Linked DNA regions of Homo sapiens: all the other regions are linked to region 3. A link is an interaction called in ENCODE POLR2A ChIA-PET data of the cell type or tissue named here. Cell type or tissue: MCF 10A. All regions are shown on one strand. Links, peaks and the distances in the headings refer to the core of each region. The heading gives the core; the rest is flanking DNA.

The links. Peaks named below come from ENCODE experiments on the same cell type or tissue, not always from the same donor. Only the 100,000 strongest peaks of a DNase experiment are listed, where the experiment ranks them.
Region 1: POLR2A ChIA-PET joins it to region 3 with 7 read pairs; 2 of 35 experiments call an interaction of 5 or more read pairs at or near these places.
Region 2: POLR2A ChIA-PET joins it to region 3 with 7 read pairs; 2 of 35 experiments call an interaction of 5 or more read pairs at or near these places.

What each region holds. Positions count from the first base shown.
Region 1 is chr22:25,663,933-25,674,226 of GRCh38, forward strand. It overlaps GRK3 (G protein-coupled receptor kinase 3), which reads left to right. Exons shown (of 21, transcript NM_005160.4): 6 at 3,807-3,868; 7 at 8,364-8,415. Among named protein-coding and RNA genes, the nearest start is that of MYO18B, 73 kb to the right of the region's middle. In MCF 10A, for the core only: no CTCF peak of the experiment used is centred there; a DNase peak (open chromatin) is centred at 4,729.
Region 2 is chr22:25,742,873-25,753,166 of GRCh38, forward strand. The region is part of intron 1 of MYO18B (myosin XVIIIB); the gene reads left to right. Among named protein-coding and RNA genes, the nearest start is that of MYO18B, 5.8 kb to the left of the region's middle. RefSeq lists enhancers at 4,590-4,884, 7,238-7,287. In MCF 10A, for the core only: no CTCF peak of the experiment used is centred there; a DNase peak (open chromatin) is centred at 4,639.
Region 3 is chr22:25,505,669-25,515,962 of GRCh38, forward strand. No RefSeq gene overlaps it. Among named protein-coding and RNA genes, the nearest start is that of GRK3, 54 kb to the right of the region's middle. In MCF 10A, for the core only: no CTCF peak of the experiment used is centred there; a DNase peak (open chromatin) is centred at 3,953.

The sequences.
Region 1 (10,294 bases), core at 1,144-9,143, 160 kb after region 3:
AGCTTTGTCGTAACATTATGTTCTAGAAATCAGTCAAGATAAGACATCAGAGAAGCAAGTTTTTGCCCATTTGACATTCCAGCACCTGTGATGAGCAATGACTCTACAAGATTTATTTTGTAGTGCCAGGCTGTTGATACTTGCTGTGATTATCCTCTAGGGGAAATACAATTTATTTTCAAGATTCAGGAGCAAATGTTTGAGTGATCTTTGAGTCATGGGAAATTGTATTTTACCTTGGCTGTTCATATCTTGAACACAATACCGTCATACAGGTTTAAATGACAAGACTTGGAAAATCAGATTCCCAACTAATAGGCCTATGTATTTGGCATTCCTTAGATGAGGTGGTTTCACTTCCTCCCAAAAGCCTTTTCCATCCTGTGTTTTTTATAGAGGTGGCAGTGGTTTACAAGGACAGTCAGATTCTCCAATGAACAAAGTGCTTTTCATGTTTCTATAAATTACAAGAAATAGGAAAGAATGTCATTGAGTAATATAATGGTTTTAATAAGTGAAAATAATCAACTCATCTTTTTCCTGGATAAGTTGGGCATTTAAAGGGAGGTAAGTTGACTTTGGCATTTTTTTTTTTTTTTTTTTTTTGAGACAGAGTCTCGCTCTGTCGCCCAGGCTGGAGTGCAGTGGTGCTATCTCTGCTCATTGCAACCTCCGCCTCCCAGGTTCACGCCATTCTCCTGCCTCAGCCTCCCAAGTAGCTGGGACCACAGGTGCCCGCCAGCATGCCCAGCTAATTTTTGTATTTTTAGTAGAGACGGGGTTTCATTGTGTTAGCCAGGATGGTCTTGATCTCCTGATCTTGTGATCCGCCCGCCTCGGCCTCCCAAAGTGCTGGGATTACAGGCATGAGCCACCATGCCCGGCCAACTTTGGCATCTTATGATGGTGTTTATGCAAAATGAATTTGATTATTCAGCAGAGCAAATACCGATTTGGCTCTTAGAGCATATTTAGATAGTAACAAATTGGGTGTTACCTTTCTGTGACAATAATTAGATGGACTTTCATAAAATGTAATACCTGTCTGGATAGTAGTGGGTTATAAGCTTGGGTTATGAAATTCATTGACCTGACCTGGCTTTGAGTCCCAGGGCCGTAGCTGGAGGACCTTGGGTAAGCTCCTCCACCTTCCTAACTTCAGTTTTCTCATCTGTAAAGTGGAAATGACACTGCGCTCTCCCTGAAAGGGAGGTCTTGATTCAGTGAGAAGGGTGCACACGGGTTGCTTTGTACGAGGCCCGCCTATCACTGTGCTCCACAAATGTTAGCTATTATCACACATCTTACAGTCAGAAAGTACAGTGTCAATATCTGCTTTTTGTTGTCTCCATGATATTTGAGTGTCAGAATTTCAGTTTTCATCTGACTTTGCCATGGTACGTAGACAGCCTTATGGTCAATTACATTTAACATTGCTAAACCATACCTCATAATACATGGGTTTTACAAATCTGATTTTAGCTTCCACTATAACATAAATAACATTGAAAAAAAATTGTTCCAGTTGAGATACAAAGACCACTAGGATTCTTTCATACCTTCAAAAAACATTCATTTAGAAGCAATTTCTTTCATATATCTTTTAAAAAACACTTTATTGATTTGTTTTGTTCATTAAAAAAATAGTCAAAATTTTCTGGCTAAACAGATATAGAATGGGTATTATTCTTATTTCAGAGGTGAAGAAAATCTTATAAAGTTTATTAAAATAAGGAGTATATTAATGCAATTCTATGTATTATGTACCATCAGAGCATAATGACTAAAGTATAAGTAAAAGGTATATGTCTGAATGTCCTGTTTACAGAGGTACATTAACCAGTAAAGTCAGTTGAAGTTCATAGTAAAACAAAACTGTTTTTAAAGTAAATACGAATGCTTTTTATTAAATTCTTTTTGTTGTAAGATTGCCTTTAGAGGTAAGTAAGTGCATAGGTCCATTGGTGGCGGGCTTGGGAGGGGCCCTAGCTTGTGCTTGAGTGCTTCTAAAATGCACTGTGCCCTGAGCTCGGCTCTCAGTATTCTGAATCTTACCGAATTCTCACGACAGCCTTACAATTTAGATACGACTGTTCTCTTTTACAGATTAAGGGAACTGAGGATCAGAGAGGGAAAGTAGTCTGCTCCTCATCTCACTGTTGAACTCTGGCTTTCATACTCCTTAGCAAGCCTGTTGCGGTTCTTTCTGTTGAAAAGTGGCAGCATGGTAGATTCTACGTAGTCTTAGGAATTCCCAGTGACACTCATCTTTTACTTTATTAGCAGAAAGTAGGGATGTTTGATAAAATATGAAAGAAAAATATTAATTGACATAATAGCTTTTATAAATAGAAAAATCTGTGATCTATAAATGTAGCCTTTTCTTAGATCTTTGGACATTTGAATCTATTTCGTCTCTTGACTCTTTTGAACCTCTTGAGACTTGTCGAGGACTTGGCTAAGATAGATGTTGTGTGTTTCCTGGAATCAGGATTTCAGAGCTGGAAGGAACTTCAGAGAGAGATAATTTAGCTTCCTCTTTCACCACAAAGGGGACAAAGTCCATATGGTTTTCGCAACTAGCTCCAGTGCCTTCCCCAGGACAGGGATAGTTCTGCAAGTTGGGGTAGACTGGCTCACCCCCCACCACCGCCCCCTATCCCGCGTTGCCCGCCAGGCTAGCGTCCTTTCTGCTTGCAGGAAGCAAGGCTCCCAGAAGGACTGCAGCTGCCTCCCAGCCCATGTTTGGTTCCTGTGGCTTCTGCAGACTTCCTATTCTCATCACTTGGTTTGTACTGTTCCATGATGTAGTTTTTCTTTTATTTTGTTTTGTAAACTTTCAGGATGATCTATGAAGACATAAAAAAAAGGTTAAATTTGGATCATTCAATGAGCTGAGGGTGCCAAAATGTTTCCCAAAACTATCTAATTGACTCTGGGCTGAACTGTGAAATATTGTCTCTTTATATTTTTATAGTTCTTGATTTTAAAAGTTCATAACATGGAAAAGGAAAGCTGATGCTGTTTATTCAGTAATGGGTAAAGTGGCATGAAGTTGAAGTAGATGGTAGTTGTTCTCCATGAGGGGAAGAGCACTGTGCATGTGAACCAGGAGCCCTCGCCTTAACCCCAGTTTAGCCATGGACCTTCTCAGAGACCTTGGGAGTGCACCTGCCTGCAGTTTGGTAGCCTTACCTGTAAGATGAGGAGTGGGATTGGATCAACTCTCCCCTGTGGTTTTCTCTATGACTCTAAGAGATAGAAAATCAATAAATAAAATAGCTAATTAAAAAAAATTTCACTTCATGGACCTATTAGCTTTGAGTTTTTAAAACTCAGTGCAGATTACAGATGCTTTTATTAGCTTACAAGTTGTGCCACATAACTTGTGGGGCCCAGTGCAACGTGAAAACGCAGGGCTCCTCATACAAAAATGATTAAGAATTTCAAAATGGCAACAACAGAGCTTTAAACCCAGCACCAGGCTTTTCTGAGTCACACTTCCATGAAGCGAGCCCTGCTCCTGTAAGAAGTGTCTGTGACTTGCCAGGAGTCATATTAGGTAGTAGGAATATAGTGGCAAACAGGGCAGACTTGTCTGTGTCTTCATAGAATCAAGTGGTGTAGATAAATATTGATGAATGCATTAGTGAATATTAGACAAGCACGGAGAAGGGCAGGTACCAGACACAATGCTATGGGGAGTGCATAATTGGGAACTTCGCTTAACCTGAGTCTCATTGGTTTGTGTTTTTTTGATACATTCCGATTCATTCACCGTGGAATTTCTTTTCCATCTCTTCCAGCCATACATAGAAGAAATTTGTGAAAGCCTTCGAGGTGACATTTTTCAAAAATTTATGGAAAGGTATGAAACTTTATGCATATATATACACAATTTTTTATCATGTACGTGTACCTCATCTTATGCCGTAAATGCTGACCTTAAAATGTGTGTTAATCATTTAGCAAGTATTCACTGACCATGTACGATGTGCCAGGCTTTGTGTTAAACTGTTTCCTCAGTACTTTACATTATAATTTTAGGGTTTGTCTATCTTAACATCTCTTTGACCTTCAATTTCTCAGCTTCAATAGAGTCTAAAATATACACTGAGGAACCTCAATTTTAAAAAGTATCTTATTGAGAGACCTTTGCTAATAATGCAAACTTGACTATAATTTATCTGATTCATTTGCTTGGATTTTGGAAACATGTCTCCCAAAGCAGGACAAGCCTGTACTTGATTCTTCATGTAGGAGTAGAATTTAAGGACATAGGTCAATGTCTGTTTATGATCGTGTACATCATTAAATACCTAATAAATATGTCCCTTGGTTACTCAAACTATAGATCTACTGGTCAATTCTTCAGTTTTTTGAGTATGTCTCTGTGACAATGCACCACTGAAATTGGACCCTCTAAAACAGAATCTGCATTGACACTGACTTTATCAGCTTGGCTAATTTCTAGACAATATACGTGATGATAATATCTCATGCTAGAGCTTTCTGCAGCTGCTCAGTAATTGCACTTTAAGAACAAATGCTACTTTACTGTAGTTTTCTTCACCACATATTCACAGAACTAAAGCAATTAAAAAGAAAGTTGTGTTGCAATTCTATTGGAGTTCAAGAGGTAATTTTATCCTGGAGCAGAGTCAATATGTTGGGAAACTAATATTCTTACAGACGATTGTACTTTTCTGAGTAATAGCAGGAACTTTGCCAAAAAGCGCCAGCATCAAAGGGAGAGGGTGGGCTGCTGGCTCAGGGCTGAGTTGCAGCCAAGTCCTGGGCCATCTCCATGGCTGTTGGTCCTAAAATCTGACCTTTCCCAACTCTTGGGTAAACCTAACTTTTGTGTGATCCTTAAGGGAGAAGGGAGAGAGGGGAAGGTAATTGAAAGTGGGGAAGAGGTTCTCCCATGGATATTTTATAACTTTGCCATGCATCCTTTCACTTGAAACCAGGCTCACAGATATAGTGATTTTCGCTCATTGAGACAGTCATTTCATAGCCTCACAGTAAATGCAAACGATGCCGTTTGCATTTTAGGCAAGCAGGCACATGGGATTTTCTGCAGCCATTACAATTTTCTGTAAATAAATTATTTTTAAAGTTGATTTGTTAATTTCCATCAAATTAGAAAAAAGAATTCATGTCAGGTGATAAGTTTGGAGCTTTGATTTTGAAAAGCACAGGGACTCCATCAATATGGTCATGTAGCCTTTGACCTCATAGGGACTGGGCACACGAAGGGCCCCATGGAAAAGGTGATTTTTCCATGACCACCCTGAGTCTGATGGTAAAGAGGGAGCCATCAGCAATGCAGGGACATGTGCGATGTCTTCCCACCTTCCCTGAGGTCCAAGCAGGGCTGTGGGGCTGAGTTCCAGGTGAGGCAGAATTGGAGAGGGCAGTGGAGGCTTTCCCTCTTCTAGTTGAGAGCTATGCGCCTCATTCAGGCAGTGAACTTCAGTTGCTCAGCAGGACAACGACTGAGTCAGGAATCAGAGTTAAAAACACTTCTCCTACTCCACCCTTACTGCATCCCAGGCGTTTCCATGTCTTTAACCTCTGATCTTCTCTCCAAGATCCTTTGAAGTCATTTGCAAGGGCTCTAGCTACCTGAAGCCCTATCATTGTCTGGGCTCTTTCCTTTGTCACAGTTCCCCTCCTGTCAAAAGTGTCCCACTCAGTAACCAGGCATTGATTGGGAATAGCACTCAAATAACCCCCGTGGAGACAGGACTGAGCCTAGATACTCAGGGCCATCTGTACTTCCTAAAGAGGAACTTGTTACAGCAAATCCATTCTTAGTGGGCAAAATATGTAGGCACTTCTCTCTTCCTTGTTTGTTAACCCTCCTCAGCTAGTTGTAAAATGTGTCAGATTTCCATCCCCTGTCACCAGCTCTGGACTCCAGAATCTGTGAGAAAAGACAGTAAGAGCTAGCCTCACAAACCAAGTGCATTTCAAAGACCAGTCATAGATTTATAAATGGGAGTGCACCCAAATGTGGTTTTGCCTTTTGCATGCACCATACTTTTAAAAAATAGGTTGAAATAACTCTTAGAAAGTCTCAAAACATAATTTTAATTGACCAACTTCATTAGACATGTTAGGAGGATCAGTGAAACACTCTTTGTGAGTCATTTTAGATTCATTGAAAAAAAGATGCTATTGTAATTGCAACTATTCCTCTGCTTTTGATTTTTAATTTGATTGTTAGCCTCAGAAATATGTTAAAGATCCTTATTTTTTAAAAGGTCTATTGGTCGGGTGTGGTGGCTCGCCCCTGTAATCCCAGCACTTTGGGAGGCTGAGTCAGCAGGATCGCTTCAGGCTAGGGCTTCGACACCAGCCTGTACAACATAGCAACACCCACTATCTTCAAAAATAAAAATTAAAAACTAATAGCTTAGTGCGGTGGTGTGTGCCTGTAGTCCTAGCCACTTGGGGGGCTGAGGTGGGAGGATCACTTGAGCCTAGGAATTGAGGGTTGTATCGACCTAGGATTGCACCACTGCACTCCGGCCTGGGACACAGAGTGAGACCCTGTCTCCAAAAGAAAAAAAAAAATTGTAAAGCTCATTAAATGAAGCCCCTAGGGAACTGTGATATTTGGATGTCTTTAAGGCATTCCAGTATGATGCTAATATTACCTATAACTCCCTTCCTCCCTTCCTCCCTTCCTCCCTCTCTCCCTGAATCCTGTGTCTGTGTAAGGAATCATGCCAGGGGCAAAATGAGATCGAACCATCACCAGAATGTTCTCTACGAAGTATTCAATCTAGAATGCATTTCTTTTGAAAATAGTTTAAAAAACAAACACCTGGCCGGGAGGGTGGCTCACGCCTGTAATCCCAGCACTATGGGAGGCCGAGGCGGGCGGATCGAGACCATCCTGGCTAACATGGTGAAACCCCATCTCTACTAAAAATACAAAAAAAAAAAAAAAAAAAAAAATTAGCCTGGCGTGGTGGCGGGCCCCTGTAGTCCCAGCTACTCGGGAGGCCGAGGCAGGAGAATGGCATGAACCCGGGAGGCGGAGTTTGCAGTGAGCTGAGATCGCGCCGCTGCACTACAGTCTGGGGACATAGCAAGACTCCATCTCAAAACAAAAACAAAAAACAGGCCAGGCGTGGTGGCTCAGGCTTGTAATCCCAGCACTTTGGGAGGCTGAGGCGGGCGGATCACAAGGTCAGGAGATTGAGACCACGGTGAAACCCCCTCTCTACTAAAAATACAAAAAATTAGTCCACGTGGTGGCGGGCGCCTGTAGTCCCAGCTACTCCGGAGGCTGAGGCAGAAGAATGGCGTGAACCCGGGAGGCGGAGCTTGCAGTAAGCCGAGATGGCGCCACTGCACTTCAGCCTGGGCGACAGAGTGAGACTCCGTCTCAAAGCAACAAAAACAAAAACAAAAGACCCACCTTACAGATATATTGCTCATTAATAAAAAACGTAATCAAAATGTCTTTGTTAAATAGATACAGGATATATCTTTTTCCTCATGGATAAAGAAAACACTCATCAAGCAGTTGAGTGAATTGTGGGAGCATGTCAGTGTGGTGAACCTATTGCCTCTTAGGATTCTAGTCTGAGGGTTTCTCTTCTATACCACCTGTGTCTATTGGTCTGGGTTCAAATTCCACTCTCCCACTCTGTCACTGTGTGACCTTGGCCAAGCCTCTGAACATTTTGATGCCTTGGTCTCCTCAGCTATAAAATGGGGATCATAATAGTACCTGGCTGTAGAGTCTGTAGGAGGAATACATGAGCAGGCCTGGCACATGGCTACTCTTAGAATTATTTGTAAACATTAATTTTTTGTCTTAGAGCTGTGCTTTAAAAGCCATGGCTGTCCAATATGGTAGCCAGTAGCCAGATACAGCTATTGAACACTTCAAATGTGATGAGTCTAAATTAAAATGTGCTTTTAAGTGCAGAATGCACTTCAGATTTCAAAGACTTAATATAGTAACAAGAATGTAGAATATCTCATTAATTCATATTGATTTCATGTTGAATTTTTAATATATTGGGTTACATAAAGTATATTATTAAAATTACATTATATATGTGGTTCATATCATCTCCGTATTGGACTCTGCTGATTCAGATAAAAGTGGTACCATAGCTTATGACAATTAAAGAAGAAACATGAAATCTTTCATTTGAATCATGAAATAAAGCCATGAATACGGGTGAATGCTCTGTGAAAAAGGGTTTCAGAAAACTTAACTTTATTTGACAAGCAACCCAAGTAATGCCGTTCTAGTCTGTCTTACGGTGTTGTTTTGTAAATCCAGTTAATTTGATATTTAACTTTTTAGTAATTATTTTATTCTCTTTTAGTGACAAGTTCACTAGATTTTGTCAGTGGAAAAACGTTGAATTAAATATCCATGTGAGTATCATCTTTTTCTTTTTTCATTTTTTAAATAAAAACTTCCTCTGGCTTAACCTCATGAGAAAATACTTGATTCTGGAACGTACTCCCAGAGGGTCCACTGCCCAAACAGATGTCTGTCTTACAGCTTTAAGTACTAAGCATTCACCCTCCCATGCTTCCTTATAAACAATAGAAGCTTTAATCCTTTTTCATATTCATATGAGAATGTGCTTGTTTATGTAAGATATTTTAAGAGGTAATTGACTCTTTAACAAAAATAGTAGTAAAAATACAAATCTTTTACTTAATATAACTCCTTCATGTCCTTGCCTTCTGCCATTCTGGTAGAGTTCCTTTTCTTTTTCTTATTATTAGATATAATAATACAAATTGAGTATCATAATGAAAATGATGACATCTTTTATCAGACCAAGGCTTCATCTTCTTTTTTATCATTTTGAGAGTGATAAAAGCAATCTTCCAATACAGGCCACGTTCTAACACGTCATCTCCTTAGTGTTTCATCTACTTTAAGTTTTCAATTTCAGTCATTCTTATTGCATCATCCTTATTGCAGTTTGAAAATGCACACATTTCTTTGCACAGTCTTTCTTACATTCTGTTTTATAATCTCCCTTCTCATAGGCTTGCAATTGGGCAAAACAATCAACCGGAATTTTTTTTTTTTTTTTTTTTTGAGATTTTTTACTTGAATGGTATTGTTGGAAGAGGGGCTTTTTTTTTTTTTGAGACGAGTCTCGCTCTGTCGCCCAGGCTGGAATGTAGTGGCGCGATCTCTGCTCACTGCAACCTCCGCCTCCCGGGTTCACACCATTCTCCTGCCTCAGCCTCTTAAGTAGTTGGGACTACAGGCACCCGCCACCATGCCCGGCTAATTTTTTGTATTTTTTAGTAGAGATGGGGTTTCACCGTGTTTGCCAGGGTGGTCTCTATCTCCTGACCTCATGATCAGCCCGCCTCGGCCTCCCGAAGTGCTGGGATTACAGGCGTGAGCCACCGCGCCCAGCAGGAGTTTTGTTTTTTTTAAAAATACTTGATCTTCACTAAAAGGCCAAGAAATGATCTATTTTTTTTTTTTTCAATTTCTAACCTCCTTTTCCCATCATATTTCCTGGAAGGATTTAGAAGCAAGAGGCAATACCAGATACTCTAAAAACCCCTTATATCTGCTCTGGGTCTTTCATACGCTTCTGCCTCGGGAGACCCTGTGTCCTTGTGGACTCTGAGAATCAAACGTGAAGTCTGTGGCCCAAACGCAGGTTTCTATAGGATGTTTTAAGGTTGTTTGGGGGAGCCCTTAAAGAATCCCACCCTTAATTTGCCAGGATATGTAAAGTAGTAGGTACTTGCTATTGTCTTACGGCCTCTTACGTGAAATGTCAGATTCACTATCTGTCTTTGTGCCACTTAACATTATTAAATCTAATGATGAAGTGGGGCATTACTGAGATATTATTGACTGAAGGAAAGTGCTTATGAATACAGCCTCTGTATATACTTCACTCACATTTAGCCTTGTTTCACGCTCACATGGCCAGCATGAGTCCTCTCTATTCACTGATGTTACCAATAACAAATTCACATGGCCTGCATCTGTTGGGTTTCCTGATCATATGGCCTTGTATCATGAACACATAGATGCCCCTGACATGGACTCTCATTTTTCAACTCTGACAGTTCTCGGAAGCATTGGATTGTTCCCAAACATTAGGCTTCGGAGTAGCTAAGGCTGCTTTTCATTTTGATTAGACATTTCACATTCACTTGTCCTCAAGGTATACATATTGTAATCTGGGATTTGTGAGAGTGGAGAAACAGTTCGGCTTGGTTCCACTCCATCATCTTCCCTTGTGCCTCCATTTGGTGCCTCGTT
Region 2 (10,294 bases), core at 827-8,826, 240 kb after region 3:
TGAGGGAAGGTGTCTTATCTGGCACCCCGGATAGCAGGCATTTCTCTGAATGAAGAAGATTCACAGGTCCCAGTGGCCCCATAGTGGGGCAGAAGGGGGCTATGCTTTGACATGGAGCTCTCTCCCAGGAGAGGAGAAGACCTCACCAGCTACAGGCCTCTGGGCTGCTGCCTTCCTGCAGCTTTTCCATGGAGGAGGCCAGGAGTGGGGAGGCCCGGAATGGGGAGCCCAGTCGGCTCCCAGTCGGCTCCAAGCTGTCCAGTCTGGCCTCAACCCGCAAGTGTGGGGATCTGGGCTTCTATCCTGTAGGGCCTGGAATACGACGAGGCTGTTACTTTCACTTTGTGGCTGTCCAAAAAGATGCTGCCTCATTCAGTGCACCAGCTCATGGAGGCTGAGTGTCCCACTAGGGCTTCTAGACTCCAACAAGGATAATGGTGGCCTTGGGTGCTGTATCCATTGCTGACCTAAGTTGTATTCTCCTATGCCTGGGTACCATGTCCAGTGTGTACCTTGGGAGCAGAAAAGAGAGGGGTCTATATACTCTTAGGCTATGGATGAGTTCTAGAAAATAATAGTGGAGAGGAGAGAGAGAAAAGAAGGAAGAGGAGGAGGAGAAGGAGAAGAAGAGAAGGAGGAGGAGGAAAAAAGCAGGAGGAGAAAGAGAAGAAGGAGGAGAAGAATAATAGCAAAGGAAAAGGCCAAAAGAAAAGGCCAAGTGGGTGGAGGAGGGAGGAGAAGGAGGAAGAGGAGGAGGAGAGGGAGTCTCCTGGTCTCCTGGCTTTTGAAGGGCTGCATGTTACCAATCAACAAATATTTGATGTCACCTGCCTCCAGGCCTGGTCACCTTGAATATCCTGGTGTGGGCTCTGTAACCTTGGATGAGTACTCTCCCCAGTCGGAACTTAGTTTCTCCTTCTAAAACCTGAGGGGGTTGGGCTAGACCACCTCTGGGATCTTTCCTAGGATTCAGCATCCAGGAAGGTTTTTCTTGAAGTGACGGTCGTTGACGACCTACCCATCAGACTCATGTGGGGCAGGAGGCGGGGGGCTGTTTTAAAATGCAGATTCCTGGGTTCATCCTAGACCTTTTGAACAGTCTTGGGGGAAGGGGCCCAGAAATCCACAGATTTTAAACCTCACAGGTGGTTCTGGTGCCCACCCAAATTGGAGAAGAGCTTTTCCTTTCACTTGAGCTAACAAAACCACAGAAGGCTGTTGCTCAGCACCTGCCCTGTCAAAACTCATGGAATTTCCATGTTTCACAAACATGGAAAACGTGCACAGCACTTTATTAGGGTCTAACTATCGCAAAGATTTTATTGGGCAGGTGTTCCTCCAGGGGTAAGATCAAGACTTTCTATGGCATTTTGAGGTGGGAATGGAGGGCCCCCAAACTGAGCAGAACCACTTCCAGCTGCCAAAAGATAGGGACCTGGGGCTGTGAGCCTACAAGGCTATGGGGAGATGGCCCTTCACTGGGTCCTGCTAGATACAAACAACTGTCTGAATGGCCCATTTGAAGCACATGGTCAGCTGCTGTGGTGTGTGGCATATCTTTAATATTTAAACAAAGTGGCCGGGCGCGGGGGCTCACGCCTTTAATCCCAGCACTTTGGGAGGCCGAGGTGGGCAGATCACGAGGTCAGGAGATCGAGACCATCCTGGCTAACACGGTGAAACCCCGTCTCTACTAAAAACACAAAAAAAAATTAGCCGGGCGTGGTGGTGGGTGCCTGTAGTCCCAGCTACTTGGGAGGCTGAGGCAGGAGAATGGCATGAACCTGGGAGGTGGAGCTTGCAGTGAGCCGAGATCACGCCATTGCACTCCAGCCTGGGGACAGAGAGAGACTCCGTCTCAAAAATAAAAATAAAAATAAAAATAAACAAAATGAAATTAAATTTTCTGAAAAATGGAGGAGGTGGGTTTGAGACCAGGGAGGATCCCCCTCCCCTCCAGAGTGCTGCCAAATCCAACCCCTCCTGTTGAGAGATGGTGCAGCTGAGGCACAGAGAGGGAAAGCCACTTGTTCAAGGACACACAGCCCTGCAGCAAGAGCATTGGGCCAAGATCAGCCCCTGCTGTCACGGCTGGTGTTCAGGGAGCAACCACGAGCCCCTTATGTTAGAAATAATAGTCAAATCCACCATATATATTATCCCCCCGCACCAAGATCTTAAGGAAAGGATAAACCTCAGCTCTCATTTGAATGGGGGCAGCAAAAATAAATTGCGTCTTATTTTATTTTTATTTTGAAACAAGGGCTGGCTCTATCACCCAGGCTGGTGTGCAGTGGCCCAATCTCGGCTCACTGCAACCTCTGCCTCCGAGGTTTAAGCCATCCTCCCATCTCAACCTCCTGAGTAGCTGGGACTACAGGAGTGCACCACCACGCCCGGCTAATTTTTATACTTTTTGTAGAGATGGGGTTTCACCATGTTGCCCAGTCTGGTCTCAAACTTGGGAGCTCAAGTGATCCACCCACCTCAGCCTCCCAAAGTGTTGGGATTACAGGCGTGGAACCACTGCGCCTGGCAGAAAATGAACTTTATGACACAAACAAGGGCCTTGGACATCAAGGTAGATTTCTCTCTCTCTGACACACACACACACACACACACACACACACGCACACACATCTCATTCAGTCTGAAGGATCCAGAGACACCATTAGCTTCATATGAATCTCTCCTCTCCCACAGCCTGACTCATCCAGTTTCATAATTTTCCCTATCTGCTTCTTTTTTACTGTGTTTCTCCCTGATGCTGATTTACTTTTAAGAATTGTAGTTTCTGGCAACAGAGGAAAGATCCTCAAGAATCGGCAAAGTGAGTTTACCCCTTGGCCAGTGCTCATGTGTAGGGTAGCAAGAATTTCAAGGTTCAGGGTTTCAAGTGAATTTTTCTCTGCCCATAAAAGATGGAATGCATTTTCAGCTGTTTCTTGGGTACCAGCTGGGGTTTGAGTTTCAATTTCATGGAGGGCAGCTGGATTAACTGTTGCGTTGAGGTAGAGATGGTTGCTTGATGGGATTAAATGTCTCATTCACGCTTAATATTCCAGTGAGCTTGGGCGTGAGTTATTAGCCCCATTTTACAGGCCAGGAAGTGAGATTTGGAGCCTGGAGTGACCCCAGGTTATCCAGGGTGAAATAAAAGCAGGACTGAATACCTTCCTGCCAGAGACTGGACTGTTCAGCATAATGTAATAAACAACATCCGTTGAGATAATAAATTGTGTGGCATTGTTTCACAGAGACAGATAAGAAAGCTTTTTCACATTCATTACCTCATTTAATCCACTGATGATCAAGGCAGGTAGTGATATAGTCCCAGTTTTATAGAAGAGGAAACTCAGCATCAGAGAGGTTTAGTGACTTGCTTTTCTGCTTGTTTTTCTGCCAACAGTGGATGACTCATTTTTTCAGTTCTTTCCCTGTTACACCTAGTTATTATTCAAAGCAAAGATGATATTGCCCTCTTCTTCTCTTGATGCTCCTTCCCATTTGTCATGATTCTTCCAGACCAGGGTTCTAGACCAGTGTCAGCGTAGACACTATTGACATTTGGGTTGCATATCTCTTTGTTGTGGACCTGTCATGTGCTTGGAAAAATGTGTAGCAGCATCCCTGTCCTTGACCCAGTAGATGCAGGTAGCACCTCCTCTCCAGTTGTGACAACCCAAAATGTCTCTAGGATGTTTCCAAAAATGTCCATTGGCAGGCACAATCACCACTTGGTGAGTTCTGTCCCACACAACTTTCTGCGATGATAGGAATCCTCTGTATCTGTGCTGTCCAACATGGTAGCCATGAACCACGTGGCTCATACAACTGAGACGCTAAATTTTTGATTTAATTTAGTTAGAATTCATCTAAATTTAACAAGCCACCTGTGGCTAGTGGCTACTGTATTAGTACAGCTCTAGGTAGCAACACAGTAGTGGATAGAAAATTAGCCCTTTGAGGCTGGGCGCAGTGGCTCATGCCTGTAATCCCAGCACTTTGGGAGGCCAAGGCAGGCGGATCACGAGGTCAGGAGATCGAGACCATCCTGGCTAACACGGTGAAACCCCGTCTCTACTAAAAATGCAAAAAAATTAGCCAGGCGTGGTGATGGACACCTGTAGTCCCAGCTACTCGGGAGGCTGAGGCAGGAGAATGGCGTGAACCCAGGAGGTGGACCTTGCAGTGAGCCGAGATGGCACCACTGTACTCCAGCCTGGGCAACAGAGTGAGACTCCGCTTCAAAAAAAGAAAGAAAGAAAATAAAAAAAGAAAATTAGCCCTTTGATGGAGCACTCAATCCCTAAAATCAGTCAGGGGAACCTGTTACCAAAAGTCTAACCAGCTTCTTGCTTCATGGTGGCCGGGAAACACTAGGTTGGAAATGGCAAATACTTGGCACAGGTTCCATCCCTAGCCATTCCTATACCCGTGCCAGACATTGCTAGTCAATCACAGCATGCTGTCTTGTTCAGCCCAGGCACAGCTCAGAATGTTTCTCAATACAACACTCTGGGCAGCCCCCAACTACAGATCAGTTGGTGCTGGCAGGTGAAAGAAACATTATTGGCCATCCTGGCACTCAGCCACGAGGCCCATCTGTGAGGTCCAGCATCTCATCAGCCTGTAGGAGTGGCCTGATGACTCACCGGGTGGCCAGGAGTGTGTGGCCAGCCTAGGTCAGTGGAGCAACCATGATACAGAGAGGGGAGAGCCAATGGGCTGGAGGAGCTGAGATTTTTTTTTTCTAATTTCTCATAGAAACACCCACTGCATGATTTAGCAATGGAGGCTGGCAGGGTGGGGTGAGGCTACTGGCTGGTCAGCCACTGATATGCAAAGCATTTGAAGATTTTAATCTGCCTGGGACTGAATCTGAGTCAACCGGGGACATAGCTGCTGCCAAGGACATGGTAATAACGTCAGAAATGGCTCACAGGCCTACGGAGCATCTAGTACTCAAACCGCTCCGTGAAGTGGGTGAGAAAAACTGCATCCCCATTTGACAGACAGAGGAGTTGGTGACCTGAGAGGTTTGACAACAGGCATAGTGAGGCCCACTCTTAGATCTAAGACTTCCAGGGCTGCTGTGGACCCATGGAAATGCAGGAAGCCTGCTGTGTGTACCCTCATCAACCCTTTGCAGAGTGAAATGTCCACTTCTGCGGCAGAAGGCAGGTTAGAGAAGTCCCAGGAGACTGAGCATTGTTCTGAAGAAACTAGGAGCCATGTCCCCTGAGAAAAGGCTGAAGGTGACAGATGAGAAAACTGGGGGCGGATTCCATCATTTCAGTTGGAAAAGGGGTTAACCTCGTTGTCTGTTGTTCCAGAGAGTGGAACTGAGGCCACTGTGTGACTGTCCTGGGGAGGTAGCTCTCTGAGAAGGAAGAAAAAGCATCAGACTTTACTCATTGGGACATGAGGACCTTAGTTCTGCTATTGTCGCTGTAGGACCTCGAGAAAGTCACTTCCCTTCCCTGGTCTATGGATGCCAGGATATAGGAGAAGTAGGTTTTGTGGCTTCTGAGGGCCTTTCGGAGCTCTGGTTCCAAGGAAGAAACACAATTAGAGCAGACTCCAAATGTCCTATGTATTAGTGACCTCCCTGTCAATGGACATGACCAAGAGGGAACTCATTGACTGTCTATCCTGGAAATTCCTTGTGAAGTGAGCTGGGTCTCTGGGGTTTCTCCATGTGTAAAGGCCCCAGGTTCTGATGCTGAGGGGCATTTCTGGCAGCCTTCACACCTGCTGCTCCCTGCCCGCCATTCTTCTTCATCTCACCACCCCATCTGCTTTTCTCTTCCTTCCTCCCTCCCTCTTCAACATTTCATTTTCCCTCCATCAACCTTCCTGCCCTTGCTTCTCACTCATCCCTCTCCCTTTCTCACCTTCATGTGTATTGTTGTGAGCACGGTCTGAATCCCTGGCTATAGCTGGCTGTGAGCCACCCTTGCCCTGATTAGGGAGAGGATCTGTGTGCTGGGCAAAGTCCCTTTTCATTATTGCCTGGCTCTTTGGCCATCAAACTCCAGGCTTGGGTGAAGTAGGCTGGACTTTGTATGGAATCATGAGTCTCTTTTGTCCATTTAGCCTGTGGATGGCAATAGATAGCACTTATGCCCCATTCCCTCTTTCCACGCCCAGGGCAGACATTAATAAACAATCAGAGCACCCTTCTTCCACTCAGCCCAGATAAAAGCTCACAGTCCTTCCCATGTAACCCACGAGGCAGCCACTATCCGTCTATCAGGATTGATATGTGAATTAAAACCTACTTCCCTACTGACTGTATCAGTCAAGGGCCCACTAGAAAACAGCACCCTCAACTGGTATCCTGGAGAGCCTTTTTAATGAAAGAACTCTCCCAAGAAATGTGTGCAGGGTTAGGGGAACCAACAAAGCATGTTGAAGCCCTCAGAGATAAGCAGTGGTGGGAATACCTTACTAGCCTTGGGGCTGTATGGGACAAGGGAGAGGAGGGGTGATTTAGGAACACAGAGATAGCTGGAGTTGGTGGACAGGGACCACTTGAAGGGTGTTGTGGTTGTAGATGGAGAAACACAGCATTTCTAAAATTAGGGCCTGATACAGAGAGAGGTGGGTAGAGTGGGAACTAAATACCTTGACCACTAGTTCCTCTCATATGCAGGTCCTCCCAGAGCCTTCCATTGGCCAAACGAGGGGAAGCCAGAGAGCAAGAGAGCCTGGGGGTAGGGAGCACAATGCCTAGTGGTCAGCTCCTGGGGCACACAGCAGTGTGGCCTGAAGGTGGCCCTTGGAGAGGGCATGCCACGTGGATGTCAGGGCGGTCGTCTTGTTCCCCATTACTCAATCCTCTCCTGGGACGTTCTTTTCCTTCTTGGGGTGAGGCAGCTGTAAAGTCAGGGCTATAGTAGGGTGCAGAGGGCTCACTCCAGTGGGGCCATTTGAGGAGTTTAGGAAAAAAACTGTTTACCAAAGTAGGGGCAGGATGCAATGGTAGCATTAAGGTTAACAGTCAGCAAATGACAGCCCACGGCCAGATCCAACTCTCTGCCTGGTTTTAAAAATAAAGTCAAATTGAAACAGCCATGCCCATTCATTTACGTACTAAGTATGGCTGCTTGTGAGCCGCAAGGGTGGAGCTGAGTCATTGTAACAGAGAACCTACAGGCCTCAAAGCTCAGAAGATTTCCTATCTGGCGCTTTACAGAAAATATTTGCTGCCGCCTCCTTTAAGGGATGCTGCAGCACTTTGAGGATAGCAACAGTGAAGCTGTTACTTTTCTGGGCCTGAACTGTCAGAGGAGGGAGCTGCTGCCGCAACAGGAGAGGGGAGAGAGTGGAGAGAACAGCCTGAAGGCGCCTTTGGGAGAGGGAGGAAGGCAACCATGGTCATCCAGGAGGGAGAGTGAGTGAAGACACAGATGCCCTCTGATCTCCTACTAGTGGATGATTCCCATTAGCTTAACCCACCTGGAAGATGGAAAGTGAGGGAGTCCATTGGAAGAGTCCACAGGGTCAGCAGCCAGACATAGAGCAAAGTAGAAGAGATGGAGGGGGAATCTGAAGATGGTGTCTTCAGTTCTCCAGCATCCTTTTTTTCCCTCGCTGTCTGGCCTCCGATATGACCATCACAGAAACCAGGTGTCAGGCAGTCAGATCATTCCTGCTGAGCATCTAAGCTCCATGCTGGTGTTCTCACTGGCCAACCCCTCTGCCTGCCTCCAGGAACCTTGTGGAACAGCTGAGGAATTACATGCTTACACTCACCAACCAGACTATGGGCAAGACAGAATTCTAAATGAAGATCCAATTAATAAAGAACCAAATAGTGACCTAAGCCTTGTGGCCAGTGGAGGGGAGGGCAGGTGACAGCGGGTGTTTGGGTGGAGGCTGCAGGAGGCTGTCATAGAATCCTGCAGGGTGACATTGGCTGGCACCCTCAGGCATGGTGTCATGGAGGAAGGTGTCCCCACAGGCACGTGAAGGATGGCGGAGTCAGAGCCAGGAAGGGGAAGGAAACAGCTTTTATTGAGAAGCTGCTGTGTGCCAGGCACACGTGGCAGTCCATGCTGGGAGGCCAGTGTGCTAAAGTGGCTGTGAGCTCAGCCTCTAAAGTCAGACCATCTGGTCCACGAATCAGCCCCACCACCTCCTGGCTGGGTGCAAGACACATCCCCTCCCTCTGCCTGAGTGTCCTGAGATAAGAGTTACTCAGAGAATCCACCTCTTCGGATGGAAAGAGTAAATGATGTGATCTACTTAAGTCCTCAGTATTGAGTAATGCAGAAATCCTAGTGGTACCATTATCCATAGCCCTGATTTTGTCGTGTCCCCTCCTGCTAGGGAGGAAGGACAGAAATCTCAGAGTGGAACAGAAAAAATACAGGGATTTAGGCACTTAGGTTATCTTTACCTCCTCCTGTGTGACCTTGATCCAATTTGTTAACCTTTCTGATCCCAACTACCACACGCCCTGTGCTGTGACTAACACCAAACAGATGCTAAGTAAATACCAGTGCCCCCTGCACACTCTGCCCTACCCCTGAATGTACCTACTTGAGCCAGCTTCCTAGGCTTCCACAGCTTGCCACCACGACATAGGGCACGTCTGAGGCTTGGCCTGGCACCCACAGATTGGTCCTCTCTTATCATCACTGATGTGGAGCTTTGATGGGAAGCTGAGCATGTGTGGGAGGAGTCAGGCACACCTTGGGGTAAGTCTCACCTTGGCTTTCTTGCTGGGGGACCTCAGACAAGTGTCTCGACCTCTCTGAGTCTGTCTGTTCTGTGGGAGTGATGCCAACCATGTGGTCCTATTGTGGGAATGAAATGTGATCATGGATTTTAATATAATGAAATTCCAGGTCCAGTAGGAATATAAGGGTCATGGGGGAGTTTAGGAGTAAGGATCTATATCGGTGCTTGGCACACGGTTGGTTCTCCCTAAATGTTCTGTGAATTGTCTTGTGCTGGGTGCTGGGCTGGGGTCTTCAGTCCGGTTTTAACCGTGGAGTAAAGGGAAAGTGAAAATCTGATTGAGAGAGGTTACCAGGGATCCAGCACATGCTTGTTATGTGGGTGTCCTCTCACTGCACGGCTAGGAAAACTGAGGCTCAGAGAGCTCCCTGGGGTGTCAAAGGATGTGAACTCAGGCCATGATAAACATGCTTTCCCATTATGTGTGGATGCAGACAGCACAGGGGGACATCAGAAATCTCTGCCCACAGACTTGCTGCTCTGTCCCTTCTCAGGCTCATTTCTAACTGTTCATTCATTCACCTACTTATTCATTTGACAAATATTTAACTTTTATTTTAATTAATTTTTTTTTTTTTTTTTGAGACGGAGTCTCGCTCTGTCGCCCAGGCTGGAGTGCAGTGGCGGGATCTCGGCTCACTGCAAGCTCCGCCTCCCGGGTTCACGCCATTCTCCTGCCTCAGCCTCCCAAGTAGCTGGGACTACAGGCGCCCGCCACTACGCCCGGCTAATTTTTTGTATTTTTAGTAGAGACGGGGTTTCACCGTTTTAGCCGGGATGGTCTCGATCTCCTGACCTCGTGATCCGCCCGCCTCGGCCTCACAAAGTGCTGGGATTACAGGCGTGAGCCACCGCGCCCGGCCTTTAATTAATTTTTTAAGAGACAGAGTCTATTACTGCCACTTGGACTGGAGAGCAGTGGCGTGATCACAGCTCACTGTAGCCTTGAACTCCTGGGCTCAAGTGATCCTTCTGCCTCAGCCTCCTGCATAGCTGCAAGCCACAGCTATGCAGCTGCCACTACACCTGGCTAATTAAAAAAAAATTTTTTTAGACATGGGGTTGAGAGGTGACAACATGCTAGCAGCCCTTGCTCGCTCTCGGTGCCTCCTCCGCCTCGGCGTCCACTCTGGCCATGCTTGAGGAGCCCCTCTCTAGGCTGGCCGAGGCCGGAGCCGGCTCCCTCTGCTTGCCGGGAGGTGTGGAGGGAGGGACGCAGGCGGGAACCGGGGCCAGTGCGAGTTCCGGGTGGTCGGAGGCTCCGTACTCGGAGCGGCCGGCTCGCGCCGCTAGCCCCGGACAGTGAGGCGCTTAGCACCCAGGCCAGCAGCTGCGGAGGGTGCGCTGGGTCCCCCAGCACTGCTGGCCCGCCCGCGCTGCGCTCGAATTCTCACCGTGCCTCAGCCGCCTCCCCGCGGGGCAGGGCTCAGGACCTGCAGCCTGCCATACCCGAGCCCCCCACCACTGGTTAGGATCGCGCGCGGCCAGAGCCTCCACGGCACCGCGTCCCATGGACTGCCCAAGCGCTGATCAGTGCGGGAAG
Region 3 (10,294 bases), core at 933-8,932:
AAGATTTTTTTTTTTTAATTAAAGGAGAATATTTGTCCCCAGAAAGAATCCTGAAGCCCTATCAGTCATCCAGACCCAAAAGGCCATATAGCTGCCCATTTTGCAACCTTCATTCCATGATTTTAGTACCCAAAGACATGAATAAGTCACATTAGACACCCATCCCCCCGGCTTCTCTAAAATGGGAATTGAGCAACTAGAGGAGGAGTAGAGATTGTGTTTCAAACACAGGGATCTCAGCCCTGGCTACACATTAGGATCACCTGGGGAGCTCTGAACAATCCCAATGCCAGCTCTGCACCCAGCTCATGAGGTCAGATGCTCTGGTTGGGGCCGGGTACCAGTGTGGTCAGGCTCTTTGGGAGTTTCATATGTACAGTAAAATCAAAGAACCACTGCCTGCAAACAAGTGGGTAGCTGGGATGCTCATAGAGTGTCTTAGCTTTGTGGGACAGGACGGGCATTTTTTGGAAAAGTCATATGGAAAAAAAAACATCAAAACTCATGTAGACTCCCAATTATCTTCTCCCCATTCTAAACCACATTGATTTGTCTGAATATTTATTCAGGTATTTGCAACTGTGTATACTGAATGTGTGTTGGATTACAGACACTGTTCTAAGCACCAGGGATGCAGCAGGAGGGCCGGCAGTCAGGACCCCTGAGCTCATGGATCTGGCTTTGTGGCAAGGGGTAATATGGAAAGCAGTTGATGTCAAAATGCATTGTTTACTCTTGAGATGAAGGCAGTGACAAAGGTGTGAAAGAGGATAAGAGAACAGGGGCTGGCTTGGGTAGGAGAGGTGGTGATCAGGGAAGACTTCTCTAAGAAAGAGACTCTGAACTGGGCTCAAAAAGTGAAGGCCAAGGGGTGGGGTGAGGCATCTGGGAAGAGAAAGCCAGATTTTTCTGTGGCTCTGTCCCCTCCTGCCATCATCTCACTGCTGGAAACTGGCAACCAAATGATCTGCCTAACACATCCTGATTTCATTTCATAGCCCATATATGCAAACTTTAGATCACATACTCATCACCTATCATCAAGGTTATATGCTAAATCCTCACCTATGGTGCTGGGATGAGCTCAGCTCATTGGAGTCTCTGAATTGCTGTCTGTAGATATTGCAAAATATTCTTTATTTTTTTTCTGTCTTGGTTTCCTGTATTTCTGGCCACCGTCCCCAAGCCCTGATGTATCCCTACATCCGGCTCTTCATTCTGACTCCCTGATATTATCCATCCATCCATCCATCCATCCATCCATCCATCCATCCACCAATCAATATACATATATACATATATACACACACACACATACATACATCCTCTCATCTACCAATCTATCCTCCATCCATCCATCCATCCCCCATCCTTTTATTCATCCATCCATCCATCCTTCCACCCATCCATATACATATATATAATCTACACATACATACATCCTCTCATCTACCAATCTATCCTCCATCCATCCATCCATCCATCCTCCATCCTTTTATTCATCCATTCATCCATCCATCCACCCCTCCATATATGTATATATACATGCATACATCCTCTCATCTACCAATCTATCATCCATCCATCCATCCACCCATCCATATACATATATATACATACATACATCCTCTCATCTGCCAATCTATCTATCCTCCATCCCTTCACCCATCCATATACATATATATTTACATGGATACATACATACACCATCTCATCATTTATCCATCCATCCATCCATCCATCCATCCCGTCCATTCATCCATCCATCCCTCCTTCCATTAATTCATTCATCTATCAATCTACCCATCCACTCACCCATCCTTTCCTTCATTCCACAGATATTTGTTGAACACTCAACAATGTGCTAAATCCTAAGCCAGAATAAAAACAGAATCTTGCAATGCTCTCCTCCAAGCTGGACGAGATGGTCTCCTCACTGTCCATGTCTCCATACCTCTGTTCACTTCACTCAGTACCTGGGTCATCCTACCTACCCCCTCTGCTTATCTCCTGGCCCCACCCCCTAGAAAGGTCTGACCTGAGGCTGTTGAGCTAAACCCACCCGAACATAGTCTCACTGGCTCGCTGAAGGTGAGCCAGGAGGAGGATGAACAGATGTAGTCCATGCGCATCCCATAAGTGTAGCACAGGGAGGTGAGTGTAACAAGAGCCAAATGCTGCAGGAAGAGAAGAGGGTCCAGATTCGGGCTCCATAATCTTTACTTGAAGGAGTCAGAGGAGTGTTTACAGAGGGGAACGACATGAGGGATGGGGCAGGTAGGGCCAGTTGACACTCCCTAAACAGACAGGATGGGGGCAGTCACTCTAGGCCAAAGGAACTGCATGTGTGAAGGCACGTAAGCATGAAGCACTGTCTTCTGGGTTGGTGCATGTGCCCAGAACCAGAGTTTTAAAGGAACAGCTCAGAGATCATTCGATCCAACCTTCCATTTTATAGATGTGGAAACTAAGATTCAGAGGAGAGTAGTCAATTACCCAAGGAGGCACAGCAAATTTTCTCAGAGATACCCTACTCCCTTACCTCCTGCAGAATCACCCTAAACCTTTAAAGTTGATTAAACCTTTAAAGTCCCCAGGTTAGGCCCAGAGGCGCTGACTGTATCAACTCAAGACAAGCCTCCAGGGTAAAAACTATTGTTATGTTCATTCTGTGTAAGAGAAAACTGAAGCAGAGAGGCTAAGGAATTTACACTAGGCTACACAGGAAGTGAGTGGTAGAGCTGGGATTCAAACACAGCGAGAGCCTCCAGAGCCCATCTTCTTTTTTTTTTTTCTTAGCCAACTACTAAAGACATTTAAAGAGCCCATGTTCTTAACCACTGCGATGTGCTACCCATCTCACCAGTTAATTTAATTTTTTTTTTTTTTTTGAGACAGAGTCTCACTCTGTCGCCCATGCTGGAGTGCAGTGGCGTGACCTGGGCTCACTGCAACTTCCGCCTCCCAGGTTCAAGTAATTCTCTTGCCTCAGCATCCCGAATAGTTGGGATTACAGGCACACACCACCATGCCAGGTTAATTTTTTTGTATTTTTAGTAGAGACGGGGTTTCGCCATTTTGGTGGCCTCAAATCCTGACCTCAGGTGATCCGTCTGGCCTCCCAAAGTGCTGGGATTACAAGCATGAGCCACTGCACCCGGCCAACCTTTTTTTTTTTTTTTTTTAAAGAGACAGGTTCTTGCTCTCTCACCCAGGCTGGAGTATGGTGGTGCCATCATAGCTCATTGCAGCCTCCAAATCCTGGGCTTAAGTGATTCTCCTGCCTCAGCCTCCTGAGTAGCTGTGACCACAAGCATGCACCCCCACACCCAGCTAATTTTTGTAATTCTTTTTGTAGAGATGGGATCTGGCTGTGTTGCCCAGGTTAGTCTTAAACTCTTGGTCTCAAGTGATCCTCTTGCTTCAGCCTCCCAAAGTGCTGGATTACAGGTGTAAGCCACCAGGACCAGCCACTTCATTTAGTTTTCAATGTGTATTGTCCCTATTTTTCCAGATGTTACAGAAGCACAGAGAGGTTAAGTAACTTGCCCAGTGCTGCACAGAAACTAAGTGGTGGAGCTGGGATCCGAACCCAAGCTATCTGACTGTATTGACAAACAAAAGATGCATCAAAACCCAAAAGGGCGAGCGAGGTATTATGGCCATTACTGGGGGTAAGTGAGAACTTAAGCTTTCCTCATTCCTCCCACACTACCCAAGAAATCCTCCCTCTAGTCTCAGCATAGCCCTGGGTTACAGAGTACAATTTCATGTACTCTTTCTCAGTCTCCTCCCTATCACTTCATTAATCACCGTTTGAATTCTGCTCTCCTTGAAAGCAGCTGGTCATCTTGGCAATCAAAAATCCTGCCAGCTGGACACAGTTCAAGTTCAATTGCATCTCCCTGACCAGGTAGAACCCATCCGTGTTGAAATACTTGGCTGTTAACAGCCAAGGGGATGAAGCCAACACAGGAAAATGGATTGCTCACAGATTGGTTTTCTCTGCCTCCAGCTCAGGATAATATATGGGCAGTGACGTAAAACAAATGGAGCCTTGGCTGGGTTACTTCACGTCCTTCTTGGGGGCCTCGCTGCTTCTACCATGGGGCCTTGGAGCTGTTACTTCATAACCTGCAGGCCAAAACCTGTAAACTGTGTATTCGCAAATTCCTAAAATATTGCCCAATGGTCTTGAAAAAATTAATGTCCTGTGACATGTTAGCATAATTTTCATGATTGAGGTGTTGAATATAAATTCTGTATATATTTATTTATACAGAAACCAACCCAGACTGGGGCATAATATTTTTAATTTTTCATGTTTCTGGCAAAACAGTGACTGAGTTGCTTTTATTTATTTCACAGAGTTAGAAATTTCTTTTCACTGGAGAGATAAATGGTAAGTTATAAGGGACAAGAGGAGGACAATCTTATAAAATACTCTCTGTACTTGAATAATCTCTGCTTTCATTTCCTTTCTTTTTGTATCTGGTGATAATTTTAAGAGTCCAAGTGTTTGAGATTGGGTCCTAAGACCATCACCCAGGCCCCCTTTTCAGAACTCCTGTAGTATATTCAGTCTGGACCCCTTAAAGTTTAAGACTTAAATAAACAGTTACATTCTATGAGGCAGGGAGGGACGGTGAAAACTCATTCAGCTCAAGTCCTGGAACGTGAGTTTCCACTGAGAGTGGAGAGGATTTTAAAGTAGTTCTGTGGCTGTAAACACTTTTTGGGGTTCCTAGTCTCTTGAGAATTTGCTAGATGGTATATGTACACCCTCTCCAGAAAAGTGGACATACAATATAAAAATGGATCCACAATATACAGTATATAATTTTATGTATATCAATCAGCTATTGCTGTGATTATGCCACATAACAAATCATCCCTGAACTCAATGGGTGACAACAACAAGCATTTATTTTTCTTGCTCATGCATGTATAAATTTTTCAGGTGTTTCTGTTCCAGATTGTGAACTGGCCATGCCTGGCTCTAGGCTTTGGGACAGTTCAACTCTGTTCCACATGTCTGATTCTGGATCCCATGCTGAAGAGGCAGCTGCTGTATAAGGCATGTTCTTTTTGTGATGATGGCAGAAGTTTGAGAGACAAGTCACACTATGCAAACATGGCTCAAGATTCTATCATACAACATCTGCTCACATTCAACTGGCCAAAGTCAGTCAAGGTCAGTGGGGCAGAAAAGAATATACTGCCCGAAAAGGAAGGAAAAAGTGAGTGAACATGTGTTGAACAATACTCCAATTTATTATCGGTAGGTCAAGGAATCTTTGCAGCCTGAGTCTCGTATGGTGATTCTCAAACCTCAGCAAACATAGATATCATCTGGGGAATCTGGTTCAAAATGCAGACCTGAGACTATTCTCCTGCAGAATATCTGAGTCAGTGGATTTGGGTGGGGCCCAGGAATCTGCACTTTAAACAGCCACTCCCTGGGGTTATTCTGATACTGATGGTCCAGGGTCCACACTTTGAGAATCACTGGTTTAATGGTTCTGAGCATGTGCTGAGGGCTCAGAGATGCAAGTTCAAATCCCAGCTCCACCCTAGCTTTGACCTTGGTAAGTAGCTTTGCTTTTCAGAGCCTCAGTTTTCTCCTCTAAAAAACTGAGTTGGCCGGGCGCTGTGGCTCATGCCTGTAATCCCAGCACTTTGGGAGGCTGAGGTGGGCGGATCATCTGAGGTTGTGAGTTTGAGACCAGCCTGACCAACATGGAGAAACCCTGTCTCTACTAAAAATACAAAATTAGCCGGGCATGGTGATGCATGCCTGTAGTCCCAGCTACTAGGGAGGCTGAGGCAGGAGAATCACTTCAACCTGGGAGGCGGAGGTTGCGGTGAGCTGAGATCACGCCATTGCACTCCAGCCTGGGCAACAAGAGCGAAACTCTGTCTCAAAAAAATAAATAAATAAATAAAGTAAAAATAAAAAAGTGAGTTAACAGTAATACCTCTTTTAGGATTTGTATTAGTCAGGGTTCTCCAGAGGGACATAAAGACACACCCAGGAAGAATACTTTGCATCCTTCAATCCAATCAAATTTTGACACTCAATATTAACCATCACAGGGTTGTAGAGAGGATTCAGAAATGGTGCTGGTAAAGCAAACAGCAATAGTGCTTGGGACACATGAAACCAATAAAGGGTCATCTGCCTGAAGCTGCTACCTCAGCATCATGCAATAGCATCATCCTCATCTCCTATTGTCATCATTACCATTGCCGTTGTCTTCATATGACATCATCACTATTAGCACCGTTGTTTTGTTTCTTCTAGCTCCAGTAGTCTATGATTCCACACCACCTCACATTGTTCTTTGACCATAAATCTGATTTCCTCAGACTGCTAGAATTCTTTTCTTGAATCCCCATGGTGGGGAATGTTCTGCTTATGGCGAGGTCCAATGTCCAAGTTTAATTTCACCCACCTCACTGGGCCATGATGTTCTGGATGCTGCGTGGCAAGTCAGAGATGTATTTCCCCCCTTCAGAACCAGGTAGACCGCAGTTTCTGAAGGCTTAAGGATTCAGAGTGGTTTAAGAGCAGTAAACCATGGCCCATCATCATTGCATAAGGAAGCAATGAAAGGTAAGTATGCACCCTGAAGCTCACAGCTCACGCTTTAGTGTTTCCTTGTATCCTTTTCATTTCCTGACTCTCTTATCCTCTTCCTTCTCTATTTCTATATTTCTGTGTGTTTCCCTTGCTGCTTTTTTTCCCTTTCCCTCTACTCGTTTTTCTCTCTCTCTCTTTCTCATTTCCTTTTCTCCCTTCTCTATATCTTTCTTGTTTTTCTGTATGCCCTGCTCTCTTTATACTCTCTGCCCCACCCCCTTCCTCATTCAGTGGAATGTGTGATGCCTGGTACCTAGTGGATGTTTGAGAAATGTATCCATGAAGGAAGGAGTGAATGAAAGAAAAAGCTTCCTGCATCTGAAATCCAGTTTCCTTTCCTTGCACTCCAGCATGTCTCACTGCTGGACTCTTTCTCCTGGTGAATGCAGTATTGATTAGCTGAGTGAACAGCAACAACATCCCCTTCAAAATCAGCCCAGGATCTGATCCAATCTCTTGCCTTTTAGAAGTACCATTTACTGGCCAGGCACGGTGGCTCACGCCTGTAATCCCAGCACTTTGGGAGGCCGAGGTGGGCGAATCACGAGGTCAGGAGATCGAGACCATCCTGGCCAACATGGTGAAACCCTGTTTCTACTAAAAACACACAAAAATTAGCTGGGCGTGGTGGCGTGCCCCTGTAGTCCCAGCTACTGGGGAGGCTAAGGCAGGAGAATCGCTTGAACCCGGGAGGTGGAGGTTGCAGTGAGCAGAGATTGCACCACTGTACTCCAGCCTGGTGACAGAACAAGACTCCGTCTCAAAAAAAAAAGAAAGAAAAGAAAAGAAAATGTGTCATTTACTGCCCAGAATAACTGCCCTGCAGATTGCTTTTCTTCCACATCTGAAATTTTCTTTCCTGAGCCAAGTCTTTGTCCAGATTTTGAATTCCTTTTCCTTTCATCTACCTACCTCTTAAAGATGCCATTGCTGACCTCCCTGGGCCCTGCCAAAGCCTATGCATTCCTTACCTCTTTACTGTCTCCATTGCTTTTGATGGCTGGTTTCTTTACATTTCTAGTCCAGGTGTCAGCAAAGTTTCTGTAAAGGGCCAGAGAGATAATAGTTGAAGCTTTGTGGGCCACTCTGTCTCTATTGTTTAACTACTCAATTCTGGCTGCATGAAAGCAGCCATACACAATAAACACATAAATGAATGAGTGAGTGTGGCTGTGTTCCAATAGAACTTTATTTTTACAGAAACAGGTGAGCCCAATTTGGCCCTCAGGCCATAGATCACCAATCTCTGCTCTAGTCGATAGCATGGTTTAGACTTGAAGCTAAACCCCAGGTTCATCACTCCTAGCTATGTGACCTTGACCCAGTGCATCTTGTATAGAACCTCAGATTCATCACCTGCAAATGGGTTTGGGCCGATCAATGGATGAATGTCTACAGATCTTTACCATGGAGTTTGGCATATAACTGCTCAGTAACTGCTGCTTAGTACCAAAAATTTGGCTCTTATTTATCTGACTAATCTTTACAGAACACCTACTGTGTGCAGACTGCATTCCATAGAGATTCAGACTGTTAGAGCTGGAAGGATTTTGGAGACCTCCTAGTCTAAGGATTGAAAACTGGGAATGTATTCCTAATCTTTTTTTTTTTTTTTTTTGAGACAGAGTCTTGCTCTGTCACCCAGGCTGGAGTGTAGTGGCGTGATCTCGGCTCACTGCAAGCTCTGCCTCCCGGGTTCACGCCATTCTCCTGCCTCAGCCTCCTGAGTAGCTGGGACTACAGGCGCCCACCACCACGCCCGGCTAATTTTTTGCATTTAGAGACGGGGTTTCACCATGTTAGCCGGGATAGTCTCGATCTCCTGACCTCATGATCGGCCTGCCTTGGCCTCCCAAAGTGCTGGGATTACAGGCGTGAGCCACTGCACCCGGCCCATTCCTAATCTTACTCAGAGAGAAGCTCTTTCTCATTTATCAGCTGTGTGACTCTGGGGCCAGTTTCTGAACATCTCTGTGCCTCCGTTTCCTCATTCGTAAAATGGGAATAGGGCCTACCACAGAGGGTGTTATGAGAAACACGAGTTATACATGGAGAGGGTTTAGGATCGTGCCTGGAATAATAAGCGCTCAACTGTGTTCCCTGTTATTACTTTTATTTGTATTATCCTTGTCGATATTGTTAACAGTTTTCTCTTACGTGGGGCATGCACTTTCTGGTTTCCCTAAATTCTTAATCCAGCCTTCTGAAATCACTTCTTTACCTGCTTTGCCTCTGAAGCCACTTGATTTCTCCACCCCTGGTTAAGCCCAACCCTCATACTTTATAGACAGGAAATCTGAGACCCAGATGAGAAAGAGTGACTCGGCTAAACTCCCATAGCGAGTCAGGGACAAACCCATTTAGATTCCTGGCATTTACTCTCTAACTGTAGGCACACGCAGCTCCTCACAGCCACGAGCCACACACCTTTCAAGCTGAAATCTTCCTCCTTAAATATTTCCACCCTTGTTACCAAGGAGTCGGAGACTGCTTCACTTTAAAGTGCTGTATCCCCGTGGTGAAATGCCGCAGATGGGCCATCAGCCATATTGGCTGGGAGACAATGTATGTGATAGGGATTTCCACCCACATGTATTTAACTGGGCTCATTGAGCTTAATGGCGTATAATTTCAGGGGTGGGGAGTCAAGCTACAAGGAAAATCTAGGTTGCTCAATGGCATTCCCAGAAAGGGTCCAGAGAGACATTTCCAGGAAGAGCCTGACTTGGGACTGAACCATTTCTGCTACAGAGCCATTGAATGTCTGCCGTAGATTAGAAGTCAGTCATGCACGGAGTGAGAAGGTCATCCTTGCGGTCACAGGAAAACCAATAAGCTCACCTTGATTCAATCTTGAATAAGTGGCAGATGCATGAGCTGCCTTAAAATTACAGGGACCATGAAGGAAAAAAATCACTGTTCTGGGCATTCAATTTATCTCAATAAGGGCATGTGGCTTTTGTTCAAAACTTCTTTGATGATGAACCCCATCATTTGTTTCTGCTGGATTGCTATCAAAAATACTCAGTAGAGAGCTATTTCTTCTTGGTGAAGAGAAAAAAGGACAGTCTTTGGGGGAGTAAACCATTAATAAACAAAGGTGGTTGTGTGCTTGCATGAAATTGTATATTTCCCCCCTGAATTAGCTTACATAAAACCTCTCATTGATAGCAGTGTCAGTGATGGGAACTGCAGGCTTTACCTATGACCGAACATGCATGGAAATGCCCTCTGATGGACTCAGGCATGATACATACATCAAACAGCCTTGCACGGTGGTAAATTTACAGTTATTGACCTTCAATACCCAAAGTAAGCCCCTTAAATTGACATTTGCCAAAGGCTCCAAATAATTTGACTCGAATTTCATGTAATACAAAAGCCACTGGGGGAGTGGAATGGAAAAAGTAGATTCTGGGTCAATTCTGCATTGACAGCATGAACTGGAAAATCTTAAGGACAATTGAGAATATCAGAGAATTTTCATTCAATAGAGAAACAAGAACTGGCACTTTTATTGCTGATACCCCTCTAGCCTCAGGGTACCTTTCAAGGGTGTGACCCAGATATATTTGTGGCTTCTTGTCATATTTGCCTTTCCAAATTCAGAGAGGCAAGTATGGAGATGGAAAGATATCATGGGTTTTGGGT